Regions from separate parts of the Homo sapiens genome. Here region 1 is linked to region 2. Evidence: chromatin contacts called from ENCODE Hi-C or POLR2A ChIA-PET data. All regions are on one chromosome and are shown on one strand. The core of a region is the stretch at or near the end of the contact, and the rest is flanking DNA. Distances in the headings are between cores, read along the strand shown.

Region 1 (7,761 bases), core at 3,907-6,406, 34 kb before region 2:
GTAAAACCCAAAACTCTAAAAACCCTAGTGTCTTCTAGGGTTTTCTTATAGTTTCTTCTAGATTTTCTTATCTAGGCAATACCAATCAGGACACAAGCATGGGCAAAGATTTCATGACAAAGGCACCAAAAGCAATCCCAACAAAAGCAAAAATTTAAAAATGGGATCTAATTAAATTTAAGAGCTTCTGCACAGGAAGAGAAACTGTTAACAAACAGACAACCTACAGAATGGGAAGAAAATACTTGCAAACTGTGCACCTGACAAAGGTCTAATATCCAGCATCTATAAGGAACTAAGACAAATTTACCAAAGAAAAACAACCCCATTAAAAAGTGGGCAAAGGACATGAACAGTCACTTTTTTTTTTAATAAAAGACATACATGTGGTCAACAAGCATTGAAAAAAGGCTCAATATCACTGACATTAGAGAAATGCAAATCAAAACCACCTCACACAAGTCAGAATGGCTGTTGATAAAAAGTCAAAAAGTAACTGTTGCTGACAAGGTTACAGAGGAAAGGAAACACTTGTACATTGTTGGTGGGAATGTAAGTTAGTTTAACCATTGTGGAAAGCAGTATGGTGATTTCTCGAAGGGTTAAAATCATTCTACCATAAAGACACATGCACACGAATGTTTTTGTTTTGTTTTTTTTCTTTTTGAGATGGAGTCTCGCTTCATCACCAGGCTGGAGTGCAGTGGCGTGATCTTGGCTCACTGCAACCTCTGCTTCCCGGGTTCAAGCAATTCTCTTGCCTCAGCCTCCCGAGTAGCTGGGACTACAAGCACACACCACCATGCCCAGCTAACTTTTGTATTTTTAGTAGAGACGGGGTTTCACCATGTTGGCCAGGATGGTCTCAATTTCTTGACCTCGTGATCCACCCGCCTCGGCCTCCCAAAGCGCTGGGATTATAGGTGTGAGCCGCTGCGCCCGGTCACGAATGTCTATTTAAGCATGATTCACAACAGCAAAAATACAGAATCAACCTAAATGCTCATCAGTGACAGATTGGATAAAGAAAATGTGGTAGATATACACCATGGAATATGACGCAGCTATAAAAAAAACAACAACGAGATCATGTCTTTTTGTGGGAACATGGACAGAGCTGGAGGCTATTTGCCTTAGCAAAGTAACAGAGGAACAGAAAACCAAATACTACATGTTCTCACTTATAAGTGAGAGATAAATGATGAGAACTCATGAACATAAAGGGAACAACAGACACTGGGGTCTGTTTGAGCATGGAGGGTTGAAGGAGGGAGAGGAGCAGAAAAAGGAACTATTCGGTACTAGGCTTAATATATGGGTGATGAAGTAATCTGTAAAACAAACCCACGTGACATGAGCTTACCTATATAACAAACCTTCACATGTACCCCTGAAACTAAAATAAAAGTTTTAAAAAATGCAGGTTCTCAATATCACCTCTCCTCCATCTCACCCCCACTCTCACTTCTAATATAGTAGTTTGCACGGAGGTCCAGGAATCTGCATTTGAAGTTTCTTGGCAACATTTTCTGAAACACTGACCCAGATGATCTCTGTCTTCAGTCATGTGGTTGTGCTGTAAGAAAAAATAGTATCCAGAGAAATAGTTTCTATGAATTCCCAATCCTCAGCTTTCAATATTTCACAGTCCCTATATTTTGGTATCCCTTTTATTCTTCTCTCTTCTCACTCATGGTAAAAGGAGAATAGAAAAGTGACACAAATCCAGATATGTTATAAAAGAGGATTAATATTATCAAGAGGGGAGTTTATTTGTCCTCCTGTAAACATTCTACCCTAGAGAATTAGAAACACACTGGGGAGTAGATGCCTTCAAAAGCCCATAAGATCAGTTATTTATGCATTCGTTTTCACCATTTCAGGATGCAAAGTTATCAGAAAAGACAACCTCTCTGGTCTCAAGCCAGCTGGGACACTACCAGGATGTGACTAGAATTCTTTAAGGAGGACAGATAGGTATCAAAGGGGAAAAGAAGAAGAAGGGGAGGAAGAAGAGGAGGAGGGGGAGGAAGGAGGAGGAGGAGAAAGGGGCAGGGAAGGGAGATGGGGAGGAAAAATGTAGAACAGTTCTCTGGGTGGCCTTGGACCAGCCCTATTGTCCTCCCTTTTCTCATTTCTAGTTCTCAAGAACAGCTGTAGAATGTTCTGGGAATGCAACATTCTGAGATAAGGAGGGCTGGCTGGAACAGCCTGAGCTCTGTTCTGGGACCCCGCTTTACTGAAATAAGATAACCTTCAATGTTTTAGCCCAGCAAATCTCATTGCCCCACAGCATAAAACCAAGGTTGAGAGGCTTTCTGGGGTCCCTCAGCTGATACAAGTGGGGTATGCATGGAGGACACTCCATCTATCCTGGGCAAATTTCTTGAGCCTTGCAGACTGGCTTACAATGTGTCACGGGCTTCTGTTGTCTTGCTGCCTATCTGTAAGTAGTAAAAAGTCTCTTCATGCAGCTTGTTGTATGCACAGGTGTTTTCTCTCACTGGACTCAGACAAGTTGGTGACCCGCACACAATAAACCTGCTCCACAACAAGAGGAGAAGGAATTCCAGGTAGATCGACCTTCTATTCCTCTGGGTATAACTCTGATCCGCTGTGAGGAATATTATTATATTATTTCTGGCAGTGGGCCACAGTGGTACACCATTTGGGATGTGGTTGGGGGTAGGCTTAGAAATTCAGAGTGGAGCATACTATTAAACTTATGTTAAGAATCAGGATGGGTTTTGTCTACTATTTTGATTCTATTAATAGCAGGAACCTGAAGATAACAGGACCTTGCCATGCCAGTTACTATTTCTCATTGCAGTGTTTCTTCTGAGCAGTAACTCTAAGGAATTGGCCAAGCATCATCTTGTTGCTTGTGCTGGGAGGGAGAAGGGCTGGGAGGGAGAGAGCAATGACATTCCTGCTGTGAGGAAAGGGGCAGAAGCATCAACTCCCTTGCATTGTTGTCTTACATGGAAAGTATTCTGTTTCCCACTTTTTTCACTTCACATTGTGTCTTTTGCATTTTTTCTTCTTGCTACAATGTATTTAAAACTAACATTTACATTCACTAAATTTATGCAATACTCCACCTAGTTAGTATATTTTTTCTGCCATTTCCCTATTATTTCGTATTTAAAATATTCACAATACTTGATATTAAAAAAAAACCTAAAATAAACATTTTCGTGAAAGCTTTTGTCTACCCAAACCTAGTTCTCTAACATAAATTCTTATTTAATTCCTACGTTTAATGGAAAAATCCTTTTAAAATATGTGATTTTTTTTATTTTTAACATTTTAATTTACATGGGGCTAGATTTCTGTTCTTTCTCACTCACACTATCTCCCCTTACTTTTATTCTTAATTTTGTTTCTTGAGATGAAAAGAGGGAAAAGGGGTGAAGTGAGATCTAGGGGCATACCCTGAAAAGTCAAAGGTAATTTAAATTTCTCTCAGAGCCATTTCTTTACAATGAAATGAGCAAATGGAAATGAAATAAGCAAAAACAAAATAAGAAGAAATAATTAAAAGCAAAGACACAAAAATTCTAAATTAACAGCTTAATTTTTTTTTAAGCAGAAAAATTCAAAGCTAGAGTGACTAAACTTTCAATTATGTGGAAGGCTTTAGAGCAGTGGTTCTCAGCCTGGGTGTGTGCCACACTGACATGTTTGGAATGGTGTGGGAAAGAGGATCACGCAGAGAGTGGGGTTAGGAACTAAGCCTAATTTTGAACCTCTTACTCAAATTGCAGCTTAACCATCAAAACCTGGGGATCCTCATCACAATGCTGTGCATAAAATCATAAGTCTTACTGATTAAAAAGAAATTAAGAACATTGAAAGGGTGAAATTAAAAATACTGGCAGCTCTCAATTTGCTAATTCATATGTATCCATTTCAGTTACCATGATTTAGTTAAATAACACCAGTCCCTCAATAGCATGGTTCACGTTTCATTAACTATGGTATATTAACTGCAATTTCATGAAGTTCTAACCTCACTGATAGCACTTCAGTTCAGAAATCACTACATAAATATCAGATGCACATCATGATGAGTGACGGATCACCTCAGTATGGCTACTGCACATCTGTTACTCAGTTACCACCCAGCAAAGCATGTAATTGTGTTGCCTCCATGTCTTCCCATGATAAACTCACATGACATTTTACAAAACGGATGATTAAAAGAAGGAATTGTGCAACAGACGAAAGTGCAGCCAAGAAATGAAAAGCAATAATGCTGGATGTGAAATTAGATCCGATAAGAAGACAGCTGACTATGGAATATTGACATTGCTGTCATTTCAGTTTCTAGGTATGAGGCCACAGAAATTTACTAAAAGAGAACTTAACATAAATGAGAAAGGTAGTTGTGATGAACAGAATGAAGATGTCCTAGAGGAAGTAGTGCTGGCAGAAAATTTTCACGTTAGAAAAAACTCTTGGAGGTGTTTCAAGACACTGAAAGAACGAAGAATACAATGCGGGAAGCCGATCCGAACTTAGAAAAGCGTATGATAATTCGCCAGTGCGTAAAGAAAGATGGTGCTCCACATTGTTAGTTACATGACAAGGAGGCAAGCATGGTTTAAACTACTTTTGATAAGTTTTTATGAAAAGTAACTTCAGTTTTAAACATTTCTCATGTTTTAAGTTATATTGTACTAGGTATTAGTTTTACTATTTTTATTTGCTTGTACCTTTGTCAATGACAGCAAGAAAGATTTTGATGTTTTGGCAAAACTTTTTAAAGGCCAAGGCCCAATCATTAGTTTTCTCATTGATTATTAAGATTGCTTTGCGCAATCATCTTTGCAGTCCCACACTATCGTGCTTGTACTGAGGATTATCTGTACCTTATTTACTGTTACATAGTAACTTCAATACTGTCTCATTTAGTCCTCACAATAACTTGCTGAATGAAGCATGCATTATTATTTGTATTTAACAGAAAAGAGAGACTTTAGAGAAATCAAGAAATATGTTTAAATTTATGCTTACTCTTGGCTGAGCTGTGGTCCTGCAGTTGTCCCGTATTCTCTCTTCACTACAACGCTGCAGAGACTTATTCCCCTAAGCTGCCCTGTCCATCAGACAAGCACACCATGCCCGTTACATTCCCAGAGTTCCAGTTATATCCCCTCCCACCCAGGGGCTCCTCTGTTTTGCAGGGTTCACTGTGGTCTCAATCTGGGTCTTGCCTTTGTAGATCAATCGCTCTTTTGTTTCTCTACTATTCAGGGCATATTGTTGTTGCTGTTTTAAAAACATCTGACTCTCTCTTTTCTAATGAAACTGATTGTGTGTTTTTCCACAAGGCCAGACTCTCCTTTCCTATGATCAAATAATTAAAGGCAATGAATTAATGGAAGAAGCTTGCCGACCCCTTCCAGTGACCATTGGAATCCCAAGACTTCATTCCAGTCCTTTTTCTTCCTCAATCATCAAGCCCATCACTTTTTTCTTCTTACGTCTTGTGGATTTGTCTCTGCTCTCAATCTCTGTTTCTAGATATAAATTTAAACATTCATCATCTTTGCTGTAGTATATTCGTTTATTTTATAAACGCTGATAACACTATGTTCCAGACATTCTTTTAAGTGCTTTACAGCTTTACAAATATTAGTTTATTTAAAACCTCTTAACAGCTACATGAGGCAGATACTATATTATCATTCCCATTTATAATTGAGAAACTGAGACAGAGGCTTAAAGTAACTTTCCTAAATTCATACACCTGGTAAGTGATAGAGAAAGGATTTGAAACCAGGCAGTCTAACTGCAGAATCCATGCTTTAGGCACTGTTTTAGAATGTATCTCATTCATTCATACATTCATGCATTTATCCATTTAGCAAACATTTATTAAGTGCTTATCGTATCAAATACTGTAATAGAGAAGAAAGAAATGTATAAAAAATAAGTGGAGAAATGTTTTATAGGTTACATCACAGGTCAGGGTTAAAGTAAAGACACTAAGGAGTGAGCGGTCAAGTCTAAACAAGAAAGGCAGAGAAGAAATTTAAAATAGATGAGTCTTGAAATATGTGTGGGCAGTTACCTGGGAAACAGAACACTGCATTTTAAGGGCAAGAGCATTTTAAAATAGAGGGAGGGCTGATAACAAAGGCATGGAGGCATGAATAAACTGGTATGTTTGAGCCACTTCCACGTGGTTGAAGCAAGGATTGAGGTAGGGTTTAAAGTGAGACGAAAGGTTGAAAACACAGGAAAGACCCAACGTCAGGGGCAAGGACTTGGTGGTTCTGGCAATGAAACTTGAGTGTACATCTGACTCATGCGCTTCTGCCTGGGGCAACACAATTAGACTGTAGGAAGCTAAAACAAGGGAACTTGTATTCTAAACAAATCACCAAGTTTATTTTGGGGTAAAATAGTTTGAGAGCCACTGCTGCAGGTACGCCAGGCCTCCGTGATCTGGCTTCCGGTTTGAGTACTCTGCAGAGCACTTCACAGACAGCTTCATTCTGCACCATGGGAGATTGAGCTTTCCTCTTAACAGAACGAGTCCATTCTTATTCATTTCTCCATTGGAAAAACCAGTACTTGTGGAGTGACTCCATGTTAAATTCCTTCTGTATAGAGAAGCATATCTTGGTTCAATTTTACATAATTTCACCATGCTAGGCACTTTGAGTTATTGCAAAGATGAGAAAAAAATAGATTTGGCTTTTAGCAGCTCAACATCTAGTCATCCCCAATCTATTTTTCATATCTCATTATAAGAGTGTGATCATTTTAAAAATTTGCATAAGAGATCTTAAATAATATATGAACACTAAAGCTGGCTAGCATTCTTAGCGTTATACAGTGCATCCTGCATTCACGGATGGGAAATGGGCATCACTACTTAATGGCTACAGAAGGTCTCCTGACTCTGGGCTCATGCAGTTTTCCACCACATCGTGTTCCTTCTCACTCCAGGTTAATTCCTTCTTTGATGCATATTCTTTCTTGAACATTCACATATAGTTTTCTATTTTCCAGAGCACTCTTTCCTCCTCCTTTTTACCTGTGAACTACTAACCATGTAGTCTAAGCTTAGCAACACTTCTTGTGCCAAGCCCTTCCTGACCATCAAAGTTGTGGCTAAGTGCCCATTTTAGTAACCTGCTGTACTAGTACATTTTTACACTGCTGTAAAGAACTACCTGAGACTGGGTAATTTATGAAGAAAAGAGGCTTAATCGACTCAGTTCCACAGGCTTAACAAGAAGCATGACTAAGAGGCCTCGGGAAACTTAAAATCATGGCAGAAGGCAAAGAGGAAGTAAGTCCGTCTTACCACGGCAGAGCAGGAGAGAGAGAGCAAATGTGGAAGTGCCACACACTTTCAAACAACCGTATTTCCCGAGAACTCACTTACTAACATGAGAATAGCAAGGGGGAAGTCCGCCCTTGTGATCCAATCACCTCCCACCAGGTCCTTCCTCCAACACATGGGGATTACAATTTGAGATGAGACTTGGGTGGGGACACAGCCAAACCGTATCACCTGCAGTAACACTTTAATAAACAAATGTCTACCTGGATGTTTTCTCCACTAAACTGAAAACTCCTGCAAGATGGCACTTTCCCTGATGTATACCGTGTTGTGTGCCCTGAGACTGCTAAGTATTTGTATTCCCAATGCCTAGCAGTCTCAGGACACACAACAGGGTGTACCTTGATGACTTAGGAATTAACGAATGGATGGATGATGGATCCTCTGTATTTCCTTTT
Region 2 (6,847 bases), core at 75-2,574:
CAAGAGCTCCCTGGAAACTGCAGAGGAATCACCATCTTCAGCAAGCTTTATCAAGAATGCATTCATGAGATTCCCACTTTAAACATCCAGCCAAGCACTTTTATGTCTGTCACAGAGGCTTTAAAGGAGAGGCTGGAGAGTTCTCATTTTCAGCACCATCTCAGCTGTCGGTATTTCCCAAACCTGCACTGATGTCTGAGAATCCACATCAAAACTTTTGCATTTGTCCTCAAAGAATGTCACAACTATTATTCTGAAATGCTCATTGCATCTATTTCTAGGGATGGTAATGATGACTCTGTACGGACTAAGATAGGATTAATAACAATGCAGAGTTGAACTCAATTATCAAGCTCTGGATATTTAATTGTCTTATTGAGAAAATCTGAAATTGGAGGGGCATAAAAACATGAAACTCTTTTACTTTTTTTCTCCTTGTCACCCTTTAATGAGATTTATGGGAGACTTAAAACTTTCCTGTCACTTTTGTATTGAAAAAAGTCCAGTCTGGCCTAGATTAGTTTAGAATTTCAGTTTCATTTTTTATCTAAAACTCCTTTTTTTTTTTTTTTTTTTTTTTTTAAGATGGAGTCTTGCTCTGTCACCTAGGCTGCAGTACAGTGGTGCAATCATGGCTCACTGCAGCCTCAACCTCCTGGGCTCAAGCAGTCTTCCTGCTTCAGCCTCCCAAGTAGCTGGAACTACAGGCATTTGCCATCATAACCAGCTAATTTGTTTTTTTGTAGAGATGGTGTCTTGCTATATTCCCCATGCTTGTCTGAAACTCCTGGTCTTAAGCAATTTTCCCACCTCAGCCTCCCAAAGTGCTGGGACTACAGGCATGAGCCACCATGCCTAGCCTCTTGTCTAAAACTCTTATCCTTCCCTCACTGATCAGCCTTGAATTGTATGTGGAGGTAAAGATGTTCCTAGATTTATCAAAATAACAAAACAAAAACAAAAATAAAAATTGCCCATTTAAATTTGAATTTCAGATAAACAACATTTTTTTTAGTATAAGTATACTCCAAATAGTGCCTGTAGCATACTTTAAATTTTTTTGTTTGAGTATCTGAAATTCAAATTTAATGGGTCATCTTGTATTTCCTTTGGTAACATATTCTATTATTATAGCCTCTGGATCCTCTGGGGTCTTTGGTGGGTGGTGGTGAAAATAAATGTGTATCTTTTGTGTAACTGAGCACAAGATTATAAACAATTCCTTCTTCATTGTTTCTCAGGGTTCTGCTGTGTTGCCCTGAGTCACCGATTTGCTACAAATATTTGAGCCTCAGGCTTCTGTTGGCCTGGAAACTTAAATACTTGATGAATCAGAGGAAACTTCAGGATAACTGGGTCCAGGATTTCTGGGACAGTCTCTTTTCTTACGTGAAAACATTCAGAGATGTTCTTTAAAATAATATTGGCCAATATTGTTAAGAAAACTACACATTTGCATGTTAATATTAATTTTATTTTTAATCACGTGATGAATAATTAAATCTTGAAATCACTTTTGGACTACTGACAATTTTATTATCAAAACACTTGAATGAGCTGATGGTGCTTGTAATTTTAAATGAAGCCAGCACCTGAAGGCCTCAGATAAAATCTGTATTTCTTCACTCTGTCAAATGATGGGTAGTATACCAAAGTCACAAAGACATTTTTCTGAGTCCAGAAATAAGATATTCTTCATCACATTGATTTCTGGTGCTGCTTATTTTGCACTTTTGAACTTGTAATTTAAATAGTTATCACATGTACAGATACATACAGAGGTATGCTATATATATAAAATGCATATAAAATATTCCTATTTTTTGAGGCATTTTAACAAACACAAACAAAGACCAAGACAATATCATCTCTCTACCAACAGTGAATGGGCTTTCCCTGTAACCGGACATACTGGTGTTCAGATATTTAAAATAGGGTTTAATGTTAGATTGTTAATACTTCAACTGGGATTTGAAATACAGATGCATATGAGATGGATTCCTTATGACCTGCCTACCAGGTTGAGCTCAGATGGTTTTTTGGTTATTGTTGTTGTTGCCATGGGAAGGGTACAATGGTAGGATGAAATCATCAGGGAGATAAATTGATATACAGATGAAGCTTGGGCCATGTAATAATAACTAAGTACCTATGATATAGAGTTGTTTCAACTAAATAAGTTTGAATATATTAAAACACTTTGGAGAATGTTAACTATTATAGCCAAACATAATTATTTCATGTTTTACAATTCTGTTTCTCTCTATTTTAATATAAATATTGACCTAATAATCTGTGCATGGCAGGAATTCTTATTTTAAAAATTTGCAAAGATTTAAGGGGACTTTCTAAAAAGTTCTTGGAAGCCTTATGGGTCTAATTATGCCCACTGAATAGAATGCAATTTTCTAAAAATTTTCTTTGGAGCAATGCAGATTTTAGTGAATAATATGTTTTAGTGAAAAGTTTGAAGATTTTTTTATTGAGAAACAATATTACAAATTAATTAAAACATATTCCTGGGCACCCTTAAATAAATATAGTGGAATAAAGTACAAGATAAAAATCTACTTAAACACATAATTAGCTTGGCTAATCTTTCTTCTCCCTATTCTTTCTTCTCCCTATTCTTTCCTTCCTAATTGTTATAATATTGACAATGTTATTTTTTCATAGATTTCTATTAAAGATTTTTTTCCCATATTGTAGAGATAATGGTCACAGATGTTAGTAGTTCCTGATTCCTTATCTCTCCAAACTTTACCTTGATATTGTGAATAAATTTCACAGAATTAATTTCAGAATAAAAAGAGAAAAAACCATAATTTCTGGTCATGTTTTTATGCCTGTTTGTGGTTTGTAACCCCATAAGTTGTCAAACTTTGTGTTCAGTTTACAGATTTTGAATACAAATAAAAAATTACACATACTGTATGATTTTTAGTTCTGTGACTTATAATTGATACACATTCAAGTGTTGGTGGATATATATAAGTATATAATAAGTAAATATATATGTGTGTGTTTAGGTACATTTTAAAAACATAGAACCGTAAGACTAGATTTCTATTTTACTCATGATGTCATATCTCAGTGGTAACAGTAAGATGTAGTTTATAGACAAGGTATTTTATATATGATTATTTGAATTGTGAAGAAATAATCCCTTTTTTGAAAAAAATTGGGGTCTCACACCTGTGAATACTTTGTAAACCATAAAAAACATAACATCCAAAGTTGGTCTGACAGCTGAAGATCAAGGGCACATATCAAACTAAAAAACAGACATAACATCTGATTTTTCATTCTAGCAAGACATAGCTCATATTTCAGTTTATGTCTTTTCTAATTGATTCAGCAGGCCTGACATTGAACTGCACATAATATAACCAGTTTGATGAGGTGCAACCTATCCTAAGGTTACCAGGTAACTTAAAAAAAATTACACATATGTTCCTAAGTCTAGGGCTTCAAAATTGGACACAGTTACTTGCAAATATATTTGAAAATAAAGTCTTCAATTGCTGTGCAATTTTAAGAGTTACTCTGCTGAAAGGGATGTTCTTTGGAATAAACAGCATACTAGAGATAGAATCAAAGTATGTTCATATTAGGAAATATTGTATTATAGTACAGAAATTATTTTTGCATTTCATTAATGAAACAAAAATTTGTTTACTTTAAAATAGGGAGGTGAGCTAGATAATTGTGTCATTTCCTTTCTAGCTTTAAAAGTCTGTAAGTAAATAATAAAGGTCAATATCATAAGAAAAAAACAGTAAAGCCAAATGGAGATTTTCTTCTTATACTCTACTACTTGGATCTTTGCTCTGCCTTTTCCTTTCAAATGATGTTTTCCTTAATATATCTTAACAGGAATAATCAAGCTTTTGTGAAGCAAAGAACTGAGTGATGAGATAAATAAGGACAAATCCAGAAAGGTAGCTGATGTGTTTATAGTCATGCCATCTTTGTTCATTTTACTTTGAAAATGGATTTATTTGTATGTTGCTAGCAAATTTCTTAGCAAGGCAGCCTCTGAATCTACTTTAAAGTTGTTGGAAGGGAGGAGCATAAAATAATCTGATTTCCATTCTCTCTGATATTTTCCTTTCCATTACAAAAAGCCATTTGAAAAAAAAAAAAGTTTAGAAGCTGTTACTTTTGACAGCCACTGCAGAAAGTAGCTACCATTTCTGTACCTCACACAGCTGTCAGGCATGAGAACCCAGGAGCATCTACTTGAAAAATCCCTAGTGTTATCTAAAATGAATTATTTCTAATAAGTCATTATTTGCCTCTGGCATCCTGGTCTTCAGTGTTGAATGTCTCTCCTGTCTGAATATGTTTTCTACAACTATTGATAATCAGAGCCGATGTGGACAGAGATCACTGTAAAGAAATATACTCTTCAGAAAAACTGTGCCAATGTTCATGCTTGGAAAATGGGTGTGATTTACTAAGATGATATGTTTGTGTTTGCTTTTTGATATGTCCCCTAGTTCTCTTTGCATTTATAAGTTGAGAGTAGAAAAACAGAGGTTCAGAAGCAAAGGAGAGCGGGAGAAGCTGGCAAGAATATTTACATCCGAATAATATAACAAACTACCCTAAAATACCACCATCCTTACCTCTCCCTCTCTGAAAATATATTTAATTTTTATAATTACTTTAATGAATTAATTTTTTTAAAAGCACCCAATTGAAAATTTATGTGCAATATTTATATTTTATCAGTTTTTCTCTGAAAGCTTTCTTAATAGAGAAATTATTTTCCTATAATGATCAAGACAATATTCATTACAGAAACATTCTAAGTAGAATAAATTATAAAACTGCTCAGAGTAGCACAGCTTATAATATAATTCCATCAGCAGTGTAGCACTATAGTATGGATTTTCAATAGTGAACTATGAATGCCATAGATATTTAATATAGAATATGATGACTAAATGAATTATTATTATTAATAATTTCTAATCATTAAAAATTGTATGAAATATTTAGAAATTTTTGGTAGAATTTAGAAACAAGTCAGGATTGTGTGAATCCATCCATTTTGCAGATGAGAAAATTGAGACCTAAATAAGATAAATCATTTGTTTATTGTCCCATTAATACCTGGTACAGTATAGACATGCAGGACCATTCTTAATTTACCAGACTCACTCCCAAGTGTAAGAATGCTTTTAGAATACAAGACTGTCATATTAATATGTATCATGTGTAAATCTCATATCAGAAAAATTTTACATAACTTCATACTGAAAAACCTGTGTAATATTTCATAGTCACTTTGATGTAACATAAGTAAAATATCTTATGATTCTAATAACGGTTTTGATTCATGGCACAATACTTTCTAAATACCAAGGTGATTTATTATTTGAACATTGTGGGTTCTTTGTGTAATTGTATACTCCAGTTCTTAGACATACAGCATACAATTTATTAATGGATAGAAGGTTTTGCTTTTGAACTTCAGACCTGTTAAATGGAGGAAAAGCAGTAGTTTGAATCTTTGGAATTTACATCACAATAGTGCAATATTTAGTATGTTAAAAATTTGAATTTCATAATCAAATTTTTCTTATAGTTTTGTTTGATCATTGATGATCTATTATCATTCTTTGGGACATGTTGGCAAAGATGCGGTCTTCTTCACGTAGATGTCCTTAGAAGGTTACAATTTATAATACATTGGAACTTTGTATGGAACAACAACAGAGACTTCAGGTAAAGTTGCTACTTCCTAAGAATTCAGAATCCAAAAGAGAGAATAACAGATGTATTCCTAAGCATACTTCTCTATACAAAGAAAAGAAATGAAGAATATTAAGAGGTCAGGGTATATACAGATAAGATAGAAGTTGAAAAGAGATGGAGTCAACCTGAAAAAGCTCAGAAAATAGGTATACGTGAAACATTTAGACATAAGATACAATATGCTTTCCTGGAAATTGGTCCAGAAGTAAGAAGTAGCACTGGGATTTAAAGGTCACTCTGAAGCAAGGAAAGCATATTGCTAGAGAGAGTAGTGAGAAATGAGACTGATGATGTAGAACTGTATAGGAAGAGAATTAGACATTAAAGACGTGTATGCACATGACTTCTAACTGTATACAGTCCACACTGTATGAAACAGAGAACTGTGGGCAAGAGCATGACCCTGGAAGCTCAGCTCTATATTTAAAAGTTCTCTCTAATTGTAAAATGTGGAAAATAATTCTACTTGCCAAATGTTTAGCACTTACTAAATTCATATTTTGTGCCAGGAACAAAGCACTTTACATATATAAATTCATTAGACATCAGGGTAACCCATTGGAGTAAGTTTTAATGCTTTTGTTATGAGGATTAAATGGACAAATAAATGCCAAGAACTTAAGTGAACTTCAAAAGTTAGCAATTAGGATGATCATAATGAAATGCTCTTCAAATGAAAATAAACATAAGTTTAATCAAATCTAGTTATACCATTATTGGTAGTGATATCACCAATGTCAAGAGAGTAAATGAACCATTACAGCTGAAGCTATTTGTGAATTCAAGCTTCATTTTAGTATCTGGAGATCAGAATAAATCATCTTGTAAGTGTTCTGATGCTTCACATTTGTAGATCAACTATTTTTATTTGTTCATTGTCTTTCAGGAGGTGCCTATTTTCACTGCACATAAACATGCCTTGAAAATGGGTTTTTAATGAACACATGTTTGGTTTTGGCTTCCTGTTTCTGTTTAAAATAAATGTAATATAACAAAATCAATTGAGTGCAGCAAAATTTCAGATTCCGGTTGAATTTAGTTAAATTTCCACCCCTTGTCTACAGCAGTTTTGAATGTTTTT

Evidence for each region. Hi-C counts contacts between places; a loop is a spot of excess contacts on that map. ChIA-PET counts read pairs that join two places held with the same protein, here RNA polymerase II (POLR2A). Pooled maps may share reads with other maps.
Region 1: a map of mammary epithelial cell shows a loop between it and region 2 (6-fold over the local background). The contact joins the promoter of LINC00499 here to the enhancer-like site in region 2. A Hi-C loop is called at or near these places in 2 of 168 maps with a recorded cell type or tissue (GM12878 and mammary epithelial cell) and 2 of 50 pooled maps. POLR2A ChIA-PET finds 5 or more read pairs at or near these places in 2 of 52 experiments (MCF 10A and OCI-LY7).

What each region holds. Positions count from the first base shown.
Region 1 is chr4:138,307,106-138,314,866 of GRCh38, reverse strand. It overlaps LINC00499 (long intergenic non-protein coding RNA 499), which reads right to left and starts at 5,156. Exons shown (of 3, transcript NR_051987.1): 1 at 5,020-5,156. It overlaps LINC00498 (long intergenic non-protein coding RNA 498), which reads left to right and starts at 2,180. Exons shown (of 7, transcript NR_198994.1): 1 at 2,180-2,573.
Region 2 is chr4:138,270,613-138,277,459 of GRCh38, reverse strand. It overlaps LINC00498 (long intergenic non-protein coding RNA 498), which reads left to right. Exons shown (of 7, transcript NR_198994.1): 7 at 1-345. Among named protein-coding and RNA genes, the nearest start is that of SLC7A11, 32 kb to the right of the region's middle. Within about 2 kb of position 1,324, at least 4 of the 41 ENCODE cell types and tissues checked have a DNase peak (open chromatin) inside an H3K27ac peak, as active enhancers do; they include mammary epithelial cell, where a contact is called at or near this core.